Linked DNA regions of Homo sapiens: region 1 is linked to region 2. The links are chromatin loops, found by intact Hi-C in ENCODE. Cell type or tissue: CD14-positive monocyte. All regions are shown on one strand. Each heading gives the region's core, and the rest is flanking DNA. Links, peaks and the distances in the headings are about the cores only.

What was found. A loop is a pair of places that touch in the nucleus more often than their neighbours do. Peaks named below come from ENCODE experiments on the same cell type or tissue, not always from the same donor. Only the 100,000 strongest peaks of a DNase experiment are listed, where the experiment ranks them.
Region 1: it touches region 2 in a loop (4-fold over the local background); 4 of 110 quality-filtered maps call a loop at or near these places.

What each region holds. Positions count from the first base shown.
Region 1 is chr4:38,523,577-38,536,009 of GRCh38, forward strand. No RefSeq gene overlaps it. Among named protein-coding and RNA genes, the nearest start is that of LINC01258, 6.6 kb to the left of the region's middle. RefSeq lists enhancers at 778-827, 5,832-6,061. In CD14-positive monocyte, for the core only: no CTCF peak of the experiment used is centred there; DNase peaks (open chromatin) are centred at 5,755 and 6,235; H3K4me3 peaks cover 1,272 bases; H3K27ac peaks cover 3,089 bases.
Region 2 is chr4:38,070,799-38,083,231 of GRCh38, forward strand. The region is part of intron 14 of TBC1D1 (TBC1 domain family member 1); the gene reads left to right. Among named protein-coding and RNA genes, the nearest start is that of PTTG2, 120 kb to the left of the region's middle. RefSeq lists enhancers at 5,330-5,539, 7,985-8,154, 8,255-8,364. In CD14-positive monocyte, for the core only: no CTCF peak of the experiment used is centred there; DNase peaks (open chromatin) are centred at 4,803, 5,463, 7,903, 8,423 and 2 weaker places; H3K4me3 peaks cover 4,928 bases; H3K27ac peaks cover 7,904 bases.

The DNA.
Region 1 (12,433 bases), core at 2,278-10,277, 450 kb after region 2:
GCAATTGGGAGATCCCAAGCCTTTTTCTTTTCCAGGAGAAACTTGAGTTTGAGTTTTCAAAATGAACGAAATATTTCCAAGGAAGTAAAAGTGGGCCTCCTTTGCCGGCCATCCCTCTTCCCCCATACCCTCTTCCTCTTTTCTCCTCCCTTCCTTCCCCTTTTCTTTTTTCATCTGCCCTTCAGTCACCATCTGTACTACTGTAGGAAATGGGAAAAAGACCTACGCTAAATCAGCATCCTACTCTACCTCTTACAAAGTCAGGAAAATATCTTTTTAAAAAAATGTTTGAAATTAATGCGCACCTATCCAGATCTCTGTTTGAACAAGGGCTGTCATTTCTGATAAAGGCACGGTTTTCCGAGATCGTGGAGAGCCCAAGTGTGGAGCTTTAAGAACCCTGACAACCACCAGTCTTGTTTCGGGTCATGAGTGCACCATTGGTTACCCTGATGTTGAGTCAGCATTCTCCAGACCACATAAAGGTCAGGTCTATCTTCACAAAGTGAAAGTGCTGAATTATATCGAAACCATAGAAAAAAAAATAAGCCAACCCTGCCTCGAGTCTCTAAGTCTCTGCTCCGACAGTTTTGTTTTTATCTGGAATTACAGTAAACTCATTTCGGCATGGTTGCGGCATGTGGTATTCTGAGTAACTGACTCTTCTACCTAATTGCAAGTTGCCACATACTCTCTACAGCCCTTCTTCCTTTCCCTGCGCCAGCTCCTCTGTCAGTTTCACCCGCTTGGCTGGGTCCAGACTTGTCTCCTTTTCTAGGTGGGGCAATAGATCAGTGGCCTGGGATACACCATGGTAGGTGGGACTTCAGAATTCAGGCACAGGCCAGGCGCACTGGCTTACACTTATAATTCCAGCACTTTGGGAGGCCAAGGCTGGCAGATCACTTGAGGTCAGGAGTTCAAGACCAGCCTGGCCAACATGGTGATACCTCACCTTACTAAAAATTCAAAAATTAGCTGGGCGTGGTGGCGGGTGCCTGTAATCCCAGCTACTCAAAAGGCTGAGGCAGGAGAATCGCTTGACTCCAGGAGGCGGTGGTTGCAGTAAGCCAAGATCGTGCCACTGCACTCCAGCCTGGGTGACAGGTCAACTCTGTCTCAAAAAAAAAAAAGAAGAGTTTAGGCACAAAGTCAACCAGAGTTGGACTGTGTGCATCCTGGGAGTCCTGGAGCCCCTTGGGGAACTCCTGCCCACCCTGTGTTGGGGGCAAAGAGTCAGGAAGGTTTGTGCTCAGATTCTGCCTCTGCTATGGCCTCTGATTACTCTGTGACCGCTGGCAAATTGTGACCTTACCTGTAAAGTGGGGACACTAATACCCCCTCACAGGACTGTTGAAAGAACTGGAGATGATGCATGTAAAATCATTTGGCACAGAGTAGGTGATCAGTGAATGTTGGTTCTTTTCTTGTGTCCTCATCCCCCACATCACAGCCTGCTCAATAATCCGGAGCCATGTCCCAATCTCTCTTCCTCCTTCTAGGATGGTCTCTCCCCGCCTTGGTGCCTATCTCCTCTGAAGGAGGGTGAGCTTCTCCTCCCACTGGGCTGTACAGCTCACCTGGCTGCACTGGCTGCTGAGCTTGGGGCCACAGATTAGTATCCTGGCTGGTTCCCAATGGCTGAATTACACTCACTAATGCCAATTGGTGCCGATGCTGGTCTTAACTTTGCCTGAGTATGCACTGTCCTTTGACCACTATGCCTCAGGCCACCGGGCCTCCTTCCCCAGCCTGGCCTCTGCAGCCCGAGCAGAGCCTCAGGTCACTCCCCATGCTCAGAGGAGCCCCGCATCTCATCTCCCTCGCTCCCTGCCCACCCACCTCCCTGCTGCAGTTCCTGCCTTTGTGCCAAGACCTGCTCCCGTTATGTCACGTGCCCTCCATGGATGGCTAATTTGCAAAGAATCAAAACTCAGAAAACGCATTTATAACTTAACCATATTGAGTCTAACTGTCTCTTTGATCATTTCAAAGGCAACTCAGGACCTTAAAAAGCCTCAGAATTGGCTTCCTAAGCACCAAGCCTTCTGGAAAATGGAAAATACAGGAGTAGGTTTAGGAGAATAATCTGAATGGTACTGGTCCCAAGACACCCCTGAAAATTAGGTGACTTTAAGCAAATTGCTTAATGTCTCTAAGCCTCAGTTTTCTTATCTGAAAGGAAGACAATTATACTTGACTCATGAGGTCTAAGGATCATGTAAATAAAAGGACTTGGTTAATTTTAAAATTCCTGATCTCAGCTTGATGTTTCTATTTTCATAAAAGCAGGGATTTGGGCTTCTTTAGCTGTTTAGACCTTGAGGGGGGAAAAAGGGTTACCTAATTATAATTTCACTATAATATTCCGTTCACGGTCCGGCTCTCTGAACAGACTATTAGCTCCTTGAGGCCAGGTATTGTGCTGGCTACTCTATAACCAGTTAGCACCAGCTGAATGTCCAGCTCAAAGCAGGCACTCAATGAACATTCACTGGATACGTGACTTCACCATGTACGTCACTGTCCTGGCCAAGCCTGGTGATCATGTCTCTATCATATTCTATCTGCAGGAAGAATCCTGTCAGCCTGGCAGAAGGTACATCAAGTGAGGAGAATTACTCCCCTCCCCTACTTCCTACTGCCAATCCCACCAAGACATGGTGAGGACATCCCAGCAAATGCACAGGAGGTCAATAAAATACAAGGAGCTCCCTGATGCCTTCTGGTGCTACTGCCCACAGGGCACTGTGAACTGGGCCAGCTGGGCTTAGGCCATGCAGAATGGCCAGCTGAGGGCAGAGACAGCCTTTCTCCCACCAGTCAGGCAGCTTCTACCACTTGACCTTCCCTATTCCTCCAGGAGGCTTTCTAAAAGACAACTGGTGAAAACGAGGCCTTCATTCACTCCTTCCTTGCTTCATTCATTCTACAAACATGAATTGGACACCTATTATGTCCCAGTGACTGTGTTAGATGTTGAAGAGGCAGAGTCCAGGCCCGCAAAGAACCCTGGGACTCCTGAGGGAAACAAACAAGGAAATAGACAATGACAATACAGTGTAATGAGAGCCAGGGCAGAAGCAAGCACGTGATGTGGGAGCACACAGGTGTCTCCATGCTTGATCTTGCAGAACGTGGGGTGGAGGGTGCCGCTCCAGAGAGCTCTGGGTAGGGTGGAATTTAACCTCTTGAAGGATGAGAGGGATTAGGTAGGGAAATCAAGGAAGTGTGGAAAGTGAAGGGAGAGTGTTCAGTAGGACACACAGACAAAGATAACAGCATGTACAAGAAAGAATGGGTTCAGGAGGCCGGGCACAGTGGCTCACACCTGTAATCCCAGCACTTTGGGAGGCCGAGGTGGGCAGATCACGAGGTCAGGAGATCGAGACCATCCTGGCTAACACGGTGAAACCGCATCTCTTCTAAAAAAAATACAAAAAAATTAGCCAGGCATGGTGGTGGGCACCTGTAGTCCCAGCTACTTGGGAGGCTGAGGCAGGAGAATGGCGTGAGCCCGGGAGGCGGAGCTTGCAGTGAGCCAAGATCATGCCACTGCACTGCAGCGTGGGTGACAGAACGAGACTGTGTCTCAAAAATAATAATAATAATAATAATAATGGCTTCAGGAATTGGCAAATGGGGACTTGGTGAGGATAAATCCAGAGGATGAGATCAGGATGTGGGTTTCCACATGCCCAGGAACAAGGAAAGACCTGTCCTTTGGTGGAGACTTGGGTACTCGAAAGACAGGTGGGAGGTGTTATATAAAGCCTTTATCTACCCTGTTTTATGGATGAGAAAGCTGAGAGCTGAAGAGCGGAATCACACAGCAAGTAATCAGCATAGATAGATCATCATAGTTGGAGGAGCTGGTCCTCTTGACCATACGAATGAGAAATAAATCAGCTTCTCAAATGGTATAGAGGCTCCGGGCCCAGTTGTGTTGGAATTTACCTTCCCACCCTCCCCTGTGCAATGAGCTGCCTTCTTCACAATCCATCAAAGAAGGTAAAAACAGCCATTGCTTCCTGCTAGAGATGGTAGTGGTGGCTCAGAGAAACCCTTAAAAAATTATTAGATGACCCCTGCTGTGATCTGAATGTTTGTGTCTCTCCAAAATTCACATGTTGAAATCCTAACCCCACCCACCGCACCCCCCACCCCACAGTGATGGTATTAGAAGGTGAGGTCTTTGGGGGGTGATTAAGTCATGAGGGTGGAACTGTCATGAATAGAGCTAATGCCCTTAGAAAAGAGGCCTGAGGAAGTTCCATATCCCCTTCTACCACATGAGGACACAGTGAGAAGGCACCATCTGTGAGGAGATGGGCCCTCACCAATCACCAAATCTGCTAGTGCCTTGGTCTTGGAATTCCCAGCCTCCAGAACTGTGAGAAGCAAATTTCTACCATTTTAAAGTCTATAGCACTTTGTTACAGCAGCTTGAACTAACTAAGACACTCCTTGGCTGCCTTCACAATGCTTACCAGGAAGTTCTCTGCAAGCCTTAAAAGTTCAAAGCCCAGAAATGGCCTCTCTTGAATGACATCCTTGGGTTTATGAATGAAATAGCCATATCTTGCATCTTTCTCCTTTGAGATTCATTCTTTTCTAATATTGCATTTACTACCCAAACAGATATTTCTGCTGATATTCATTCAATCCTACAGAGATAGACATCTAGGTAACATTATTTGCAAAATTTTTCCTGCTTCTTTTTCTTTCTTAAGAAGTTGTACCTTTCTTTCCAGTTATAATGAATAAGACAAAGCAAGTCATTCTGGACTTCTTTTTTCTCTTTTTTAAATTCATAATGGTTGTAGTTGAATAAAATATAATTTTTAATGGATATACATCTCACAGAACAGACAATACATATCTTTCAGGTAAAGCTTCTCTTTTCTCATATGAACAAATAGTATGTGAAAAATAGCAAAATAGATCATAAAGGCATCTGCATAATACATTGCAACTTTTGCTAAATTATTCTATCTTGTTCAAAATGAGACCTTCAGAAGCTTTAATTTCCTTGGCTCAATATATTGTAAGGATTAATACATATCCATTGATTTATTTATTCATCCATGTAGTATCAGTTTCATAATATGTGAGGCTCAGTGCACAATGAAAATATGGGGCCTCTTGTTCAAAAATTAAGACTTTTCTAGATAGCAGCCAGGCACAGTGGCTCACTCGAGTAATCTGAGCACTTTGGGAGGCCAAGGTGGGCAGATCACTTGAGGTCAGGAGTTTAAGACCAGCCTGGCCAACATAGTGAAACCCCGTCTCTACTAAAAATACAAAAAATTAGCCAGGCCTGGTGGTGGGCACCTGTAATCCCAGCTACTCGAGAGACTGAGGCAAGAGAATCATTTGAACCCGGGAGGCAGATGTTGCAGTGAGCCGAGATGGTGCCACTGCACTCCAGACTGGGCGACAGAGCTAGACCCTGTCTCAAAAAAAAAAAAAAAAAGAAAACGAAAAAAGAACTTTCTAGATGACAGCAGCATTAAGCCAAGCATTAAAGCCACCTGTCTAAGCATGAGTCCCTGTGTAACTCCACAGGTCCCCCACCCAGGAAGCTGGACCTGAATCCACCAAATTATAGGCCGGCCCTGGAAATACAAGGATGAGCCAGTCAGATGTGGTCTGTGCCCTCCCCTGCAGCTTGGAGAAGAAAGGTCACCATGAGGTTTAATGAGGACTCAGATAAGGGAAGTGCTGGGTCATCTAGGAGCTACCTCATCGTAGCGGCCAGCAAAGACCTTCCTGAGGAAATGACATGCACGCTGAGGCCTGAAGCTTGACGAGGCTTCAGCAGGCCAAGAGTAGGAGGGAAATTATTTTCGGGCAAAGGAAGAGCATGTAAAAGAGATTGGAGAAAAGGCTGAAGAGTGTGGCATGTCTGAGGAACCACAAGGAGTGTGGCATGGCTGCAGCACAGAGAACATTATGGGGCCTGGCTGAGGGCAAGATGAAGAGGTGGATGAGACCCAGCCCTGAAGGGAGGTTACATGGTATCCTGAAGGCAGTGGGAAGCTCTTAATGAGTTTCTTGGGCCTCTCTCAGCTGCACAATGGGCCAAAGAAGGGAAGAAATCGATGGTGGTGTCAGTGGAAGAAAACCAAGCTCCCCTGCCTGGTTCCTGATGAAAAAAGAAAAACAGCAAAAACAAAAACAGGAAGTTAGCCTGCAGAATTGCGTTGGCAGGAAGTCCTGGTTTGACAAGTCATTCAGCCTGTGCTCTGGGCCATGGACCTACCACCTTGAAGCTGGTGCTACTCCACACCTGATCAGCAGATCAGAAGAGCAGGACAGGCAGAACCTTCCTCTTCTACTGCGAGAGCTCAGTCAGTGGGAAATGTGCTCCGGGCTTCCTGGTTTGTCGCTTAGCAACACCACGTACTTGGTGCATAGGTGACCAGCACTCTCCATGAAGCCTTCCTGAGTGACTCTGCGCCCACTGTGCCTGCTGGCAGTCATGTGTTTACCGGTTTGCCTCACCTACCAGACTATGTGTTGCTTGCGAGCAGGAGATAGGTCTTACTCACTTTTGGATTCTAGTTTCTCACAAAGTAAACCATAAATGTATTGGTAAACTGAATTAACTTATACTAAATCTAGTTATATCTGAGGTATAGTATACATTCAGTCATTTTGGGAAGACAACTTGTATTAAAGATATAAAATTTTTATAAGAGAAAAGTCCTTTGAGTTCTGTGCCTCTGGCTTTAAGATATGCTTTTGACATCCAATATTTTTCTAATTTGGGACTTTTCAGAAATGATCAAGGCAATGTCCATTTGATATAGTATCCCTAGCAGACAAGGATTATGAGTTTTTAGCATTGAGTTTCCACAGGGCATGGTGTATAGTAAGTGGTTCATTATTTAATGAATGTATAGATCACATACATCCATGTACACCAATTCACACATACACTTTGCATTACTAAAGGGTTTTACAGGTACATATTCAGTAGTTTTTTTAAATGTATAAGAAAAGTATAAATAGGAAAGTGTACCATAGTATATATGATACATATCTAAGATGTGAAGATTATGTTATTATGCATCAAAAATCATAAAGGTGGATGATTATTTTGATTATTCAGCAGAAGCATTTCTCCATGCAACGTTTAATAGAAAAATATATAAGGAAGGCAAAGGCTTAAAATACTATCTATCTTCAAACTTTTAAAAGAAATAGGCCTGGTCCAGTGGCTCACACCTGTAATCTCAGCACTTGGAGAGGCTAAGGCAGGAGGCTCACTTGAGGCCAGGAGTTTGAGTCCAGCCTGGGCAACATAGAGAGGCCCTTCTCTACAAAAAATTTTAAAAAGCAGCTGGGCATGGTGGTGCATGCCTGCAGTCCCAGCTACTTGGGAGGCTGAGGCAGGAGGATCACTTGAGCCCAGGAGTTAGAGGCTGCAGTGAGTATGATTGTGCCACTACACTCCAGCTGTAGCCTGGTTGACAGAGAGAGACCTGTCTCTAAAAAAAGAAGGAAAGAAAGAAATGTAAAATGATTTACATAAAATGCTGTAACTGTAAAATCAATTCAGAGAGGAAATGTTCAAGAATAAGTGATTTTCAAGAAGTATAATTTTATGATCTGACATCTGAGAAATAGTTGAACAAATGGAAGAATTGTCTTACTCCAGAGTATTAGAAACAAGCCAGTGGGAGGGTGTTCAGTGAGCCATTTGTAACTAGAGAGCCCTCCGGAGAAAGAGGGGGTGGAGTTTCTGAGGAACCAGACAGAGCTGGGATTTTCTCAGCTGTGTTTGCAGTTTCACTTAGATACCGTTCAAAGCCATTTCTAGCATCTAATAAAAACAGATGCACTTTTTCTTACAGCCCCCAAGTGTCTGGAATACAAATTTCCCATCTTGTCACTGACCAGCTTCTCTGTCCTTGGAATCCCTCTACCTCTGTTCCTTTGTCCCTGGGATTCATGGTTGTGACCAGACTGCAGACCCTTGCTACCTGATAACCCGCCCCTGTCTCGCCAACTCCTGTGAACAACCTACTCCACTTGAAAACAAACACATCCATCTCTTTTTTTTTTTTTTAATTTATAACTGAAAGAGGTTTAATTGCCTCACAGTTCTGTAGACTATACAGGAAGCATAGCGGCTTCTGGCTTCTGTTTCTGGGAAAGCATCAGGAAGCTTCCAATCATGGCAGAAGGAAAACAGGGAGTGAGGCATCTCCACACGGTGGGAAAAGGAGCATGAGAGAGTGTGAGAGGAGCTACACACCTTTTTTTGTTATTGTTTTACTTTAAGTTCTGGGACACATGTGCAGAACGTGCAGGTTTGTTACATAGGTATACATGTGCCATGGTGGTTTGCTGCACCCATCAACCCATCATCTAGGTTTTAAGTCCCTCATGTATTATATATTTGTCCTAATGCTCTCCCTCCCCTTGCTCCCCACCCCCCGACGGGACCCGGTGTGTGATGTTCCCCTCCCTGTGAGTAAGAACACAGAGAAACATACCCATTTCTTTACATTGAAAGAGACCTTAGAGATCATCTGACAAAAGGGGCCAGGAGAGTTAGTGTGACTTTCACGAGGTCACAGAGCTATTTTAGTCACAAAGCCAGCACAACAAAGCCAGCACAAGAACCTTACTCCATCCCCTGATGCCTCCTCTACCACTTCTCGATGTCCATCCCAGCAGCCTCAGTTACAACTGGCTTCCTGAAGAAAGTTTTCAAAAACGTTATGTATTAGTCATTGAACCCTAGACTACGCTAAAAGGTAACTTGTAAATCCACCTGATGCATTGATCTCCCTGGTGGAAATAATTTGAATGCTTCCTGGCCTCGACTAATCTTTATGTATGCATGTATGTAATTTGTATGTTGGTACATGTGCTGCCTTTCATGCTACTTTTTGCTTCATGTGAACAGCAGCCACATGTAAACACTTCCCCAGCTTTCTAGAGCAGGGCCATCCAATAGAACTTTCTCCGATAATGAAAATGCTCGTTACCTATGACAGTAGTCACATGCTGCTTTTGAGCACTTGAAATAAGGCTAGCGTAACTGAGGAACTGAATCTTTTATTTTATTTCATTGTAATTCATTCAAACACAAATTTCAATGCCACTTGGCCAACACAGTTCTAGAGAGTCATTGTGTTTCTTACAATGGATACGTAAAATTTCAATTGTATTGATATTTTGGTTTATTTATTATTCCTCTGTCCTCATTCAAAATGCTTTTTGCTTTTGCTATTATAGCAAATACAATATTATGTACAGATATATATATACACTCCCATAAAAAAATTGCTTGTGTGGTTTTCTTCTTTTGATTTATTTGTTTAACTTCCTGCAAATGAAACTCCAACTGCGTAGTGTTTTGACTGAAATATTCCTTAAAATCCTCAAAGAGGCTCCATCTGTCTCTCTTCCCCTCTTTTTCTCCCATTATATACCCTCTGGAGCAGGAACTCTGTCGAGAATCCGGGCCTTCTGTTTCTAAGTCCTCCACTGGGGCCGCTCTCAGCCCTTTTTCTGTGCTTCCTCATCCTCCCTGAGTCATGTTTTAGGTCTCCTTTCCCCAAGCCAACTTTATCCTTTTGTATTGTCCTTTGGAAGCAAAGACACAGGTCATTTTGATTTAAGGGATTTGCTACTAATCCAGACAAAATAGAAAGCACAGGGATGTTCCAAAAGTTCAGAATCTGGACATAATCCACAGCTCTGTTCCCAATTCCTCACTCCTGGCCAAAGATGTAGAGGGACTGCAAACACAGTGTTTGAAGCCAGAGAGATCCGGTGTTACTTGTTCCCCTGAGCAACATCAGCTCACTCTGGTGCTTTCCTTATTTCCCTACACCTCAGCCTCACACATCACAGTCATCTCCACGGAGAGGATGCCCAAGAAATGCTGCTGAGGCAATATAAACTCAACCCCGTCCGTCAGAAAAGATAAACAGGCCACTCTCCAGATCACTTGGATGGTGAATGCAGTTTTGAGCAAATCCACTCAAGTTTTCAGGTTAGACAATGTGATGGTTACTACTGTCAACTTGATTGGATTGAAGGATGCAAAGTATTGTTCCGGCGTGTGTCCGTGAGGGCGTTACCAAAGGAGATTAACATTTGAAGTCAGTGGACTGGGAGAGGCAGACCCACCGCAATCTGGGTGGGCACCATCCAAGTAGCTGCCAGTAGCTAGAATAAAGCGGGCAGAAGAAAGTGGAATGAACAGACTCTCTGAGTCTTCCAGCCTCCATCTTTCTCCCGTGCTGGATGCTTCCTGCCCTTGAACATCAGACTCCAACTTCTTCAGCTTTTGGACTCTTGGACTTCAACCAGTGATTTGCCAGGGCTATCAGGCCTTCGGCCACAGACTGAAGGCTGCACTGTTGGCTTCCCTACTTCTGAGATTTTGGGACTCAGACTGGCTTCCTTGCTCCTCAGCTTGCAGATGGCCTATTGTGGGACCTCACCTTGTGATTGTGTGAGTCAGTACTCCTTAATAAACCTCCCCTTCATAAACATACATCTGTCCTATTAGTTTTGTCCCTCTAGGCAACCCTGACTAATACAGACAAGGTCAAAAATTAAGCCAGCACTGAAGGGGCATAACATGGAACTCCAGAATCACACAGCGGTAGGAAGAAACACTTCAGGTTATGGTTCCCCAGAAAAAAGAGATGGGGAAAAATCAGGAAATTTATCACTAGATCACATGAGATAATTCAGTTAGAGAGATACTTTTAAAACTGTGAATAACCACAGGTAAGACAAAGAGAATATTAGGCAGGCAACAAGAACCCATGACAGTTGTCCTTATAAATGAAAACGGCTTGCTGTAGTTATCAGTTCATAGATATGCCAGTCAGAACAAAGGTCAGGATTATTTCAGGATTTCAGGATTCCCATGCTTGTCCCTACAGGCAACTAGGGAAACCGGTATGAGTTAGCCTATAGAAGAGAACAGAGCTTACAGAGTAAGAACCCTGATCAAGCCAAACCTGATGTCCATCTATGTCTGGAATTTTCATTTGTATTATGTCCTTTTTCTCGTGGCTGTGGCTTAAAGCCCTGTGGCATGTCTACTGTGAGGCTCCTGGATGGTGAGCTATTCCAGAGAAATCTAGTCTTACAGAGATGAACATTTGACAGAAACTCCCTCTCTCATTATCTGTAAAAACTGAGCATTCATTGTTAGGTATAATAACAATATAGTGGGAACAGGAAGGGAGGTACTGGGAACTAAGTTGAGTCTGCCACTTAATCATTTGATCATTTGAATTTTGCTGGGTGTCAGCTTCCTTATTTATAAAATAAGGATGTTAGAACAGATACATGGTTTTAAAATTTAATTTTGACTTAACAACAAATTTTGAATTTAATTTGACAACATAAACCTTCCCCATAGTTTTCTCCTGAATTAATTGTTACAAGTGTGTATTAGTCTGTTCTCATGCTGCTAATAAAGACATACTCAAGACTGGGTAATTTATAAAGGAAAGAGGTTTAATGGACTCCCAGTTCCATATGACTGGGGAAGCCTCACAATCATGGTGGAAGGCAAAGGAGAAGCAAAGGCACATCTTACATGCCTGCAGGCAAGAGAGCTTGTGCAGGAGAACTCCTATTTATAAAACCATCAGATCTCATGAGGCTTATTCACTACCATGAGAACAGTACGGGGGAACCACCCCCATGATTCAGTTATCTCCACCTGGCCCCACCCTTGACACCTGGGGATTATTACAATTCAAGGTGAGATTTAGGTGGGGAGGAGGTGTTCTGGTTGAACAGGGGTGGGGCTGGAGCCCATCCACTCAGCTTCCCTGCAGCCCCCTAGGGCAGCCTAGAATCACCTCTAGGGAGGTCCAAGGCACTGAGTAACACAGTCTGAGAACCTCTGAACTAGAAGCTCCCTGAGTTCCTAGCTTGGGTGGTTAGGAATTGTTAGTGCTGGATATACAGGTTTGTCCTTCAAATTGTTCTCAGTCTTCTAGCCCATTGATCCGCCACTTCCATTTGATCTTTAAGCTATATTAATACATGTTTGAGAAAAAGAAAATTAAATAATTTTAACCACAAAAACGTTAATTTGCCTTAGACATCAGAATATGTTGAGCAAAATATTTGTCTCCAAAAGAATATTTCAAAAATTAAGTATAGCACCTGATAATGAAAATGTAATATTCCTAGGTTCCGATACACCACAAGGATCACACCCTTTGGGGATCTTTGGGACACTGGTCCAGGTCCCGTCTGGGCTCTCCATGATATCATCAGGGACAATGTCGTCAGGGATCCAAGTGCTTTCCAGCTCTGCTTCATGTTGTTGGCAGGAGGCCCCTCCTTCTCATCCTTGTATCAGCTGCCTTCTCATCACAAGATGACTATGTCCCTCTGGGCCCCATCCTCCCCTCCCCACCCACCCCGCCTC
Region 2 (12,433 bases), core at 1,450-9,449:
TTTTGGTAGAAAAAACTAATTTCTAATTAAGGGAGAAACATTTGAAGTACATTTAGTCTTTCTAGAAAACCTCATCTTCTCATAGAAGTTTAAGATGGAGACATACTTCCATTGTGAATCATGATGCTAACCAGTATTCAGATTTGTTGGAAATGGACTCAGTTTTAAAATTGCTTCTCTCTTGTGGGCTGGAACTGCAAATGATTGTTTGGGGATTTTTCCCCTTTTCTTCTATGGAGTTATTCAACTTGGCATGACCAGTGATTTGAGCTGAGAACATGGAACCCTTGATTTGCAGAAATCAAGCCCCCAAAGGTACAGATACAGTGGTCATTGTCTGAAGGGTTTCTTTTGTTCTTGGCCCTCCTGTCCCTGCTCTTACTGTGGCAGCTGCAGCTGCAGGTGCCTCTGAAGCCTTGCCATCCATGGTCACTTCCTGCCTGCTCCCCACCCACCCCTGGGAAAGAGCCCCCAAGTGTCCAAAAGCACTGTGTTGCCTAATGCTTGTTGAGAGTCTACATTTCTCTAGATCTAGCAGAAGTAAAATTTCAGTTTGTTATATTTATAGTTTCAGGAATAGTTTGGGAATGGATTTAATAAAAAATTTAAAAGCCCATCATTTTTATATCTCTTTTTCGATATTTGATGGTTTAAAAGACATCAAAGTTATCTTCTCCCATTACTCATCCTATACAATTAAAACCTGTTTTTTGAAGTTGTAATAGGTAAGTTAGCCTTAGGTCACCCCATATTTATGTAAACTCCAGCCCACTGCCACAGCTACTTTGATTGTGATCTGTCATTGTGTTACCCACTGTAGGGCAGAAATGGTTCCTGCCTCATGCCGTTGCTGCTTTACTCTTCCTGAAGTGGTGTGGTTCTGTCTCTGTAGTCCTTGGCACACTGTAGGTTCTCAGATGGCAGGGTGAAAAGTTCTTCTGTTTGCTTAAATCTCTCATAATACCCTGAGTCTGTGGAGCTCAATAAATTCTACTTGGTATTATTGATAGATTATTTGGAGCCTTTTATGTTAGAAAAGGGATTCTTAATCCAATGCTCCGTTTTACAGATGAGAAGACTGAGGCTCAAAGACCATACCCCCAGGAGCCATGATTTGCACTGTATTTAGGAATAGTGTCTAGGGTCAGCACCTGGTGTTGGCCGACTGCAGAGCAGCCTGGTTAGGAGCCCTGGGGTTGGGCGGGTCTGGGCTGCTGGTGCCACAGCAGTCTCCCTCCCCTGGGACTTTGGGCCTGCTACCCACCCCTGTTCCTTCCTTTGTGAGATAGGGCTAGCAGTAACTGTCTTGTTTCATCAGAGGCAGTATTGCATAATGAATGAGAGCTGGGGCCTAAATTAGGCACAAGTGCAAGCCCTCAGAAAACTATGTACACCTAGAGAGAGAGAGAGACACACGTCTGTATGACAGAGAGGCAGGGTTTGGGAATGTTCTGATTTCATGTTTTGAATTGGTGTGACCTTTGGGAGGATATCCTTGGAATCGCAGAGCTTCGTTTACATCATGACTTTCCTGCCCACCCACATTTTCTGAGAGGCCAGAGTTTTAAATGTGGACCCCGTGAGCTTTTCTCTGTTGCCTCATTTTGGCCTGTGGCCTTTTGTTTTCTTGGTATGTCATGAGGCAAAATAAAATGAAACTCAGTGCTGGTTAATAACTCCCATCATAATGTATATTTCTGTGAATGGCTTTTTAGCCATTTGAGAGGAAAAAGGGTCATGTAAATTTCAGAAAGGCCTGATTGGCTGGAGAGTCAGTGTAGTGTCACAGTTAAGAGTATAGATTTAAAAAAAATTTTTTATTGTGGTAAAAAACATAAACATAATACTACCATCTAAACCATATTTAAGTATAAAGTTCAGTAGTGTTAAGTATATTCACATTGTTGTGCAATGGATCTGCAGAATTTTTCATCTTGTTAAACTGAAACTCTATGCCCAATAAACAACTCCTATTCCCCCTCTCCCAGCCCCTGGCAACCACCATTCTACTTTCTGTTTCTCTGAGTTTGACTACTGTAGATAACTCATTTAAGTAGAGTCATATGGTATTTGTCTTCTTATTTCTGGTTTATTTCGCTTAGCATAATGTCCTCAAGGTTCATTCACGTTGTAGCATATGACAGGATTTCTCTCTTTTTTTTCCGCCTTTTTTTTGAGTTATATTCTGTTGTATGTATATTTAACATTTTCTTCATTCATCTGTTGACATTCATCTGCTTCCACCTTCCACCTTTTGGCTATTGTGAAGACTGCAGCTATGAACATGGGTGTGCAAATGTCTCTTCAAGATCCTGCTTTCAGTTCTTTCGGATATGTACCCAGAAGTGGGTTTGCTGGATCGATCATAGTGTAGTTCTGTGAGTAACCCTCATACTGTTTTCTGCAGCTGCTGTACCATTTTACATTCCCACCAACAGTGCCCAAGGGCTCCAGTTCCTCTACACCCTCACCCACACTTGTAATCTTCTGGATTGCAGATTTTCTGGATCAATCTTCTGGATTACACTTGATTTTCTGTGTTGGGCCTGGATGTTTAGAACAGTATCCCTCCTTTGGAGTGGTAAATATGTAAGTTTTTATTATAAAATAATGGCCATCCTAGTGAGCGTGAGGTAATATCTCATTGTGGTTTTGATTTCCTTCATAGTTAATGTGGTTGGGCATCATTTCATGTCCTGGTCGGCCATTTATGTTTCATATTTGGGGAAATGTCTTTTCAAGTCTCAAGTCCTTTGCCCATTTTTTAATTGAGTTATTTGATTTTCTACTGTTGAGTATGGATTATTAAATCAGACTGGCCTGAACTTAAATCATGGCCCTTCCATTTTTGACCAAAAGCAGCTGTGTGTCCCATTTGTGCCTTGGTTTCTTCGGTGTAATGCCGGCATAATGATAGCCCCACCTTGTAGTTAAGAGTGTTGGGGCAGTCAGTGAGGAAGCACTCACTCCACAGGAGCTTGTTACGTAAGGAGAAGGCAGCCGGTCCATTCCTAATAGGGGTCTGAAGGAAGGAAGAAGGGCTGAAGGAAGTAAAAAGAGCCTCCTCCATGAATGGCAGCCATTCTTGAAATCCACCTTGGCTGCCTTCATTTTTAATGTCAGTGGACTTTTAAGACAACCAAAAGGATGTTCTTGGATGACCAGAGACTGTGGCAGAGGGAGGATGGTCACATTGCCAAGGATCTCTCTCAACCTCTTGGATAGTGTGCTGCTGGTAGTTTGCACAATTGCTTCAGCTTTTTGGCAAAGTACATGTAAAATCCTGAAGTCACTGCCAGAGGAAACCTGGTTCCTGAGATAGCAGCTTGATGCTCCTGCCCCATCCCAGGTGCACACCTCACTGGGCAGCTCTGGCTCTGAATTGAGGGACAGCAAAAACCTCTAACCAACCATACTGAAAAGCAGGCATTGGGGGCTTTAGGGGAAGGTTCTTTTCAAAACTCATGATGGGGAGAGACCAAAGACTGGGAATCATTGTAAAGAAGTTAGTCATAGATGCTTCACTCTTTACAATCATCCCAACACAAGGTTAAACAACATGCAGTTTTCACGATGTCCCAGAAAGCGACGAGTGCAGTGAGGTGAAACGTGGCCATCTGAGCACACAATGACCAGGCTTGGAAGGATCGATTTCCCCTGTGCTGGCCCTCAGAATTTAAGGCACAACTTTTAAGCTGAGTGTGCAGCACTCGATTTTCTATGTTGGGCCTGGATGTTTAGAAAAGTATCTCTCCTTCAGAGTGGTAAATATGCAAATTTTTTACTGAATTACTTCATTTAATCAAAGCAGCCGACTTCTCCTGCCTCCCCTGTTTCTGTCTTGGGGTTGAATATTTGGTCCCATGTAACAACTCTTGATTCTTAATGATGCCACATGGAAGCTGTGTGTGCTGGGATTTGCCATATTCAGTTATGGTCAGTAGAGACTTTCTTAGTCTCTCTCTCTTTTTTTTTTTTTTTGAGACAAATTCTTGCTCTGTCACCCAGGCTGGAGTGCAGTGGCCCAATCTTGGCTCGCTGCAACCTCTGCCTCCGGGTTCAAATGATTCTCCTGCCTCAGCCTCCCGAGTAGCTGGGATTGCAGGCACGCGCCACCATACTTGGCTAATTTTTGTATTTTTAGTAGAGACAGGGTTTTGCCATGTTGTCCAGACTAGTCTTGAACTCCTGACCTCGTCATCCGCCTGCCTTGGTCTCCCAAAGTGCTGGGATTACAGGCGTGAGCCACCGCGCCTGGCCACAGTCAGTAGAGACTTTTGAAAGGAAATATTACCTCTTTAATGATGTTTTTAGTCCAAGTAAATTGTGGTAATGTTTAAGAAATTTGCTTACCACAAAAACAGTTTTCAAGGAGCATTTGAACTTGTCCACTTTAAGTCATAAAATGGATTAAAGTGTTTGAAATCTATTGGGATTGTAAATTTATGTCAGTGTACTGACTTTCAAGAGATCTTGATGATCATGTCGTCTGTTTTCATTTTCTACTACATGAGAACATTGAAGCCTGAAACTTAACACAAACCCGAGTTCCCCACTTGCCTAAGAGTCATGGATACCTAAAAAGTATGCTACTTCCCAAGTTGATTTCTTTCAGGATATGGGCCCTTCAAAGGAAAGCAGTGAGGCTGGGGTTTTCCAGGTGGAAAGGTCACATTTCCACATATAACTCAGCGAACATTGTGTTGGGTTGGGAGAAGAATTGGTTCACTATTTTAAACTTTTTGTTTCATCTTGAGGACTTCCCCATCCCCTCTCCTCCGCAAAGCACAAAAGTATTTCCTAATTTTTAAGTCATGGGCTTCCTTTAATGGATTCTGAACTCAGATCACGTCCAGATAAGCATTGTGTAATGGGATGGGTGGGGTTAGATATTTTAGTCACAGATGCATGAGAGGAGGGAGGGTGGAGGACAGCAAAGTTTATAACTGGAGCCTATAGTAGTTTATCTCTTGTCATCGGCCAGGTCACAGAGTCTCACTTCAGGACAGCTGTGCAAGCAGAACCCCCATCACGGTTTTCTTGATGCCTTTGACAGTCACCTGTACATGCCTCTGGGACCTTTCCTCCTCCTTTCTCTTTTTGTTTTTTTTCCCTTGGTCACATGTTTCATTCTACTAAATGTCTAACCAGCTCTTCTCTGTAAATTACAGAGCTGTGATGGCACCTTGCTTGTTGATTATTTCTGGTTGAATAGTTTCCAATGGGACTTCTCTGGAGATAAGTCCTGTATTAGTCCGTTCTCACACTGCTAATAAAAACATACCTGAGACTGGGTAATTTATAAAGGAAAGAGGTTGACTCACAGTTCAGCATGGCTGGGGAGACCTCAGGAAACTTACAATCGTGGTGGAAGGGGAAGCAAACATGTCCTTCACATGGCAGCAGGAGAGAGAAGTGCCGAGCAAAAGGGGGGAAAGCCCTTTATAAAACCATCAGATCTCATGAGAACTAACTCACTATCATGAGAACAGGATGGGGGAAACTGCCCCCATGATTAAATTATCTCTGCCTGGTCCCTCCCATGACATGGGGATTATGAGAACTACAATTCAAGATGAGAATTGGTGGTGACATAGCCAAACCACATTAAATCCCAAGTGCGCATGTCTGGCCCTGATCCCTTTATGTGAGACTGGGGTCATGATCCTCCCGCACCCGTCTTCTGAGCCCTATTCCTACTTGGGCATGCTTAGGCACTTCAGCATCTGCATCCCATTGATGTCTTAAGGGTGGTTCCAGACCTTGGAGGTACACACGACACACTGCTGATGAAAACCTAGAATATAGAATGGAAGTTACATTTATTCATAGAGTGAAAATCCAAAAATAGACCAGAGAGAAGATATGAAAATATCAAGAATGCTTATCTTAGGGAGGTAGGATTATAGGTAACTTTTTTTTTCCTTAGATAAATATATAGATAGATATATTAGTGTTTACAGTTTCTCTGCCACCAACCAAAATATTTTTTTCAGGAGGAAAAAAAACCCCAGCCAGCCAACATACCTAAAAACCATCTCCTGGGCCCGAGAGGGAAAAATTGGGCTCCTTTTCTTGAAATTGCCATTTGTGCCACTGTTGTATTATTTTACCAGTAACTCCAGATTCCAGGCTCCTGTATCTGAGTTCTCTCTCCTTCCACAGTGGAGCTCATACCTTCCTGTTTCCTGGCTGCCACTCAGATTTAGGCTCCGTTTTTCAGACCTCAGTGGCTGTAATAGCTGTTCCTTCTACCTCTTAGGATGGTTCTTTCTGTAATAGCCTTTGTCATCACATCATCAGAGGATGATAGCTCTTAATGAGGATCTAAAATTTGCAGGTAAGATATCCCTGCCTCTGACATGAGATAGATGTATTGCATGCTATTTAACATACAACTATACTGAGTGTGCAGTTGTATGTAAAAGCATTGTTCTAGGTATTGGGTTGAAAGTGGATCAAATGCTAGACAAAGGAGCGTACAAGTCTTGTAAGGAAGACAGCTGCCAAGAGAGAAGAAAGGATGGGGAAATGCTGCGTCTACTAAGTTCAAGGTTCTGAATTGGAAAGCTGCAGCTATTGAGGAGAAGAGTCTTTTAAAATTCCTAAAGGGTTTTTGTTATCTTTTATTGATGCAAATGCTATTTTGTGGCATAAACCTTAATAATTTTGGGGTTGAAACTCTTATCAGGATAAAATGATCCTTTTCTATCCCAAGCTTAATAAATATTGTTTAAGTACAAATTAAATATATGAAATCTGCCCATCTATATTATAAATGTCATATGGCAGAAATTATACCTTGACTTTTGGTTCTTTCACAAAACCTTAATTTTTTTTTTTTTTTTTTGCCTTCAATGAATTTTGTCTGATTTTACATTAAAAGCCTGTAATTTCTCAAGTCTTGAGTCTGGGGAGCCGTCGTCATCCTTTTTTCCCCTCTCCCTTGTCTTCTGGATGTTCAAGCGATTTTAATTAGATGTTGGGCTTTTATGTCAAGTGCTGGCATTGCACTCCATGATAATCCAGGGACTCGGAAGCACATGTTATGCGTCACCCTGGGTTGGTGCAGTGGAACTGGGGTGGGTTGGAAGTAGTATTCTAAATCTGCTTCCTGCGATGGGGTAGGTCAGGTTGTCCTGTGTTGACAAGGAAGAAGTCTGGGTGAGGAAGCGGGATGAAAGCAGACCAGACGCTAGAGTCCACTTTCAAGTCCGATCCCAGGACCTGGCTTAAAGTTAAAGAACAGCAAAGATGAAAGGTGCCGCACAGCAGCACAGGTCGGTGGCCACGTTAATGACATAGAAAGCAAGTGCTGTGAATTCAAAAGAAAGGACAGCTCTGAGCCAGAGTACTTGGTGACTTTGCTCAAACAAATCCCTTTCTGGCACCCCCAGGCCTTCCCTCCCGCTTCAAAAAAATTCTGAATTGTGCCAATCCATTGAGGCTCAGCTCAAGGCCATCCCATGCCTTTCCATCGTAATAAAGCCTTGTTTCCTGGGCTTTAAACATATTCCTTTTTTCTTAGGTACAGATTGAACTTTTTTAAAAGGGAAGTTGTCAGAGGCTCTGTAAAACGTTAAATCAAACCTGCTTTGTTTTAGGGATGGGGTAGCTTGGAATCAGATTTGCTCCTGCTATGGACTGAACATTTGTGTCCCCCCAAAATTCCTATGTTGAAGCCCTAATGCACAGTGTTATGGTGTTTGAAGGGAGGCCCTTGGGAGGTGATTAAGTTTAGATGAGATTGTGTGAGTGAAGCCCTCATGAATGGGATTACTGTCATCCCAAAAAGAGGTAGAGACCCCAGAGCTTCCTCTCTCTTCACCCTGTGAGGATACAGCAAGAAGGAAGCTCTCTGCAAGTCAGGAAGAGAGAGGGCTCTCACTAGAATACACTTGTACTGCCACCCTGATCTTGGACTTCCCCTCCAGAACTGTGAGAAACAAATGTGTGTTGTTTAAGCCACCCAGTCCCTATGATTTTATTAGAGCAGCCCGAGCTCCATTCTCCACTCCCTGGCTTCCTGCATGGACTTTGCAACCAGAGCTTCACGGGGTATAGTTTAATAGCTGTTTCTCTGTAACATAGCCACTTTTCTCTTTCCAGGTCTAGTTTTGACCCTCATAACACTTTGTTAGGGGAGATTTGAGGGTGAGGAAGTTGGCTTGCTTTTCTTTTCACCATGTCTCAGTAGAAACAGAAGCAGAAAGGCCCTGAGATACTGAGCCCACCTTTCTCAGCAGGGTGTGACAGCCCGGAGTACCCTGGGCTGAGGAGGCCAGGGCTGGAGGGGAGGCTCCCACGGTGGAGGGGTTGAAAGCTGGGTTGTAATGAGCTGCTTTTCTGTAGATGCCTAAATGATGTGGGTTGAGAAATCGTGATCTTAGCTTTTAGTAGTATATTTTTCTGTTTATGTTAGGTGAGTCATCAGTCTGTCTCTGACTATGTTCAGATCTGGAAGTTTTCTGGAAGGAAATTTGTTATTGCTGTAATAGTGTAGGTTGTTGATCTGGATTAGCAGGGAGCGGCCCCTTAATACATTCTTAAGAAAATGGTATTTAGTTCAGTCTTTGGCTTTGAACTTTGCCTTTGACAAAGATGAAAGTGCGACTTGACTGGTGTTTGAAAAACATGGTGATATGGCCAGGTGTGGTGGCTCATGCCTGTATCCCAGCACGTTGGGAGGCCGAGGCGGGCAGATCACCTGAGATCAGGAGTTCGACACCTGACTTGGTCAACGTGGTGAAACCTCATCTCTACTTAAAATACAAAAAAATTAGCCAGGTGTGGTGGTGTGCACCCATAATTGCAGCTACTTGGGAGGCTGAGGCAAGGGAATCACTTGAACCCTGGAAGGCGGAGGTTGCAATGAGCCAAGATTGTGCCATTGCAGTCCAGCCTGGGCAACAAGAGCGAGACTCCATCTCAAAAAAAAAAAGCAAGTTATATTACATTTTAAAACTCTATTTAATGGTCAGGTCATCCATCCATAATGGGTAGAGTCATTGCTTAATTAATTTAAAACAATGTATTTAAAAGGTACCTTTGTTCCCTAGTGTCACATAACGTGAAATATCCAATTAAGGTAACTGTAATGTAAAGTAAGTGGCTAAAAAAGTGCTGAACGCCAAAGGCCAGAGATTCAACCTTTTGTGTGCATTAGAATTTCCCAATTGTTCAAATCCAGGTTGCTGGATCTACCCCAGAGTTTTTGATCCAGTAGGTTTGGGGTGGGACCAAGAATTTGCATTTCTAACAAGCTCCCAGGTGGTGTTGAGGCTGAAGCTCGTGTGGGGACCACATTTTGAGAACTTCTCCCGTAGACTGAACTCATGGTCTAGGTTCTGTCAGCTGTGACCCCTGTGCTGCTGGAGGGAGTGGTCAGATGTCCTGACCTCTGTGCCCACAGTGAGGTCCAAGCTGAGTAGGTTTGACCAGCAGCTGTAATCACAGAGTGAACAATGTAAACGACCAATGTTGGGTGGTCTGACATCTTTTAAAAAAAATCCACGTGGATGAGATCACAGGGTTAAGTGTGGGCAGCAGTCAGGGTAACTCCATGTGGTTACTGCCCATGCACTCTCTGCTGTTTTTCACCTCTTCTTCAGAGTGTGGTCAGGATGGTGGCCTTGCCCAGCACAGGAGGCCCTTTTCCTTCTGACCACCTGACCTGACCCACCTCTTAGCATCTGCAGGCACTCCCTGTCCCTTCGCTGGGCCCCGTGGGGAACTACTTGCAGTCATCAAATTCATCATGCTGCTTTCTTTTAATTCCCACACTTGCCAAGGTGGGACTGCCCCGCATCTCCTTCCCAGTCGTGTGTCAGAACTCAGCACTGGACCTTTCCCCTTTCCCCACTCCCACCCCTCCTCACCCCGACGAACGTCTCACTTGGGATCATCTCTTCTGAGGTTGGACCTGCACAGCCGCCCTCTGCACTCTCGCCACCTTATGGGCTGCCCTTGACCCCTTGGCACACAGACCTGGAAGTTGGCCTGCTCAGCTGTCTCCTTAGGGGTGGAGCTTGGTTTTCTTTCATCACTGTTCTGCGATGAATTGAATGCATGATTGGTCACAGGAAGGTAGGGGAGGGATAAACACCTTATGATATGTTTCTTATAAGGTTTTATATGTAGAAAGTTATATGAAAGTGTCAGATATCTATATATGAAGTATATGTGAAGTTTTATGATAGTTTTGCATAATTTAAGAATAAACTCTTTAAAGGAGCTGAGTCCCAATCCCTTGGGTCGAGAGTTGCGTGGCTCCCGGGGCCTGCTTGTTTCCTTCCACTCTGCGTGTTCGTTGCTGGCCCCTCATAGGCTGTCCCAGACCTCTTTGACTTCTCTCCTTTCTGCCCAGTCTTCCCTGAGACGCTCCAGGCTCCCTGGCCTCCTGCTTCTCGGAGCTTCTCTTGTGTTTGTTTTCTGTGCTCAGGGCGCCATGGTGCTATAGGCCACAGAGGAGGCGTCTGGGGTCCCTCGGGGCAGGTGCAGCAGGAGGAAGCCGTCTCCGAGGGCATGACCTTGGAACTGAGCATTGACAGAGGAGAGTCAGCCAGACAAAGAAAGGCCAAAACCCCACCCCTCTCCCACCCTATTTCTACGTGACCATGGGCCCTGGACACAGCAAGACGGTGACCCCGGGCCTCCTATTGTTGCGAGGAGCCCCTGGGAAAATGTTGGCATTTTCTTCATAGAACAGGTTTCTCTTCTCCAGTATTCTTCAGTAAATCAACTTTCTTTTTTATCCCCAACCCCAGTCTGATTGCGAAGAAGTCTAAGCAACAGAAAGATTTTGCCAAATAGATTATCTTTTTTAGAACAAAATAGATCATGATATTAATAGGAATTCAGCACTTACTCTTGTCTAAGTACTGTTTTTAAGTGCTCTCAAGGATTTTTCATTTAATCCCCACAACAAAGCTGTGGGGGGTGGATGCTATTATTATCGGTGATTTATGAATGAGGAAACTGACACAGAGGGGTGGTCGAGGAGCTTGCCCATTTCCTGGTAGTTAGTACCAGGGCTGGCATCATCAGTTGCCTGCTCCTTTTCCTCTTTGCTTTTGTGTCCATTACCCCAAGGCATTAGGATGAGCCAGCCAAGTTCTAGTCCTGGATTCACCACCTAATTAGCTCTGTGTCCCATGTCTTGCCGTGGAGGGATAAAACCAATTCCTAGCTTATCCGTTGGTGGTGAAGATGAAATCAGTGGGGTACTTGTAAAGCACACTGCCCAGCACATAGTAAGTGCCCAGAAAATGTGACGTCGGACCTCTTTAAGCTTCAGTTTCCACATCTGGGAAGAGAGGGGGAGTTGAGCTAAGTCATTTTCCAGTGTCCCTTTCAGCTCCATGTTCCTGTGAGCACTGACAGTTTCCCCACAATACTGAAGAAAGAAGGAAAATAAGGGCGGGGTGGCGAAGGTCGCCACTGTGACGTGGCTGCTGGTGGGAAGTCCCTGGGGAGGCAAGGCCCAGCTTCCCAGACACAGCCCTCAGGTGCTCATCCTGGTGGCACTGACCAGGGGCCATGGTGGGCTTTTCCACCCCACCATGTCTCATAAAATTACAAGAACCACAGTTGAAAATCAGTGTTACAGAAATGGTAATAGGATAGGGCAAACTGTTACAAAGATCAGCACTTAAGATTCTGGCTGAGGCGGAATATTTGTTTCTCTTTAGTTTTGTTGTCTTTAATCAAGAACTGAGAGCCCTGACTTTCAGCTCCTCAAAAAATACAGCTTCCTTCCCCTTGCAGATGCAAAAACAAACGCCACTTCTTTCCAAGCATAATTTTCTCCCATGCGTTATCTCCTGTCTACAGCTTTTTCTTGATCCTTCTCCAGCTCCTGTAGACCTCCCATTTAGAGCCACCAGCCGCCCATCACTGGGGCTGCGCAGAGCTCTTGGTGCTCTGTGCCCTGGGCTCGCCCACCCAGGCCTGTTCTCTGTGCCTCTTCCTGGTTCTCTTCCCTGGACTTCCCACTGCCGTGTGGTCTTCAGTGCTCCTCTGAGCTGTTGTCATGACCTCTAACCAGACTGAGTCAGGACTTTTTTCTTCCTCATCTCTAAGTCATCCTTACACAGCCTTGGAAGTTTACCCTAAATGGCTATTTTGGGAGGGAGTGGGGATAAAGATCTGCAGGCCTCTTGCTCCTGGTCCTTGTTTCTGCTTATCTTGGCTTCTGTTTTTAAGTGTGTGTGCACCTCTTTCCTCATCACACCCTTCCCCTCCGTATGGCTCCCATCTCAGGCAGAGTTAGGTGCTCTGTTCTGTGTCCATAGCTCTTTTTCGAGCCCTTCTTCTCACTGTTTGGTAGTGGCCTTTCATGTGTGTCTGATCCACTAGGCTGTGCACTCCCTGCCTGCCAGGATATGGTTAAAGTGCTAAAGAATGTATATATGAGATCACTTTTGCTTAAAAA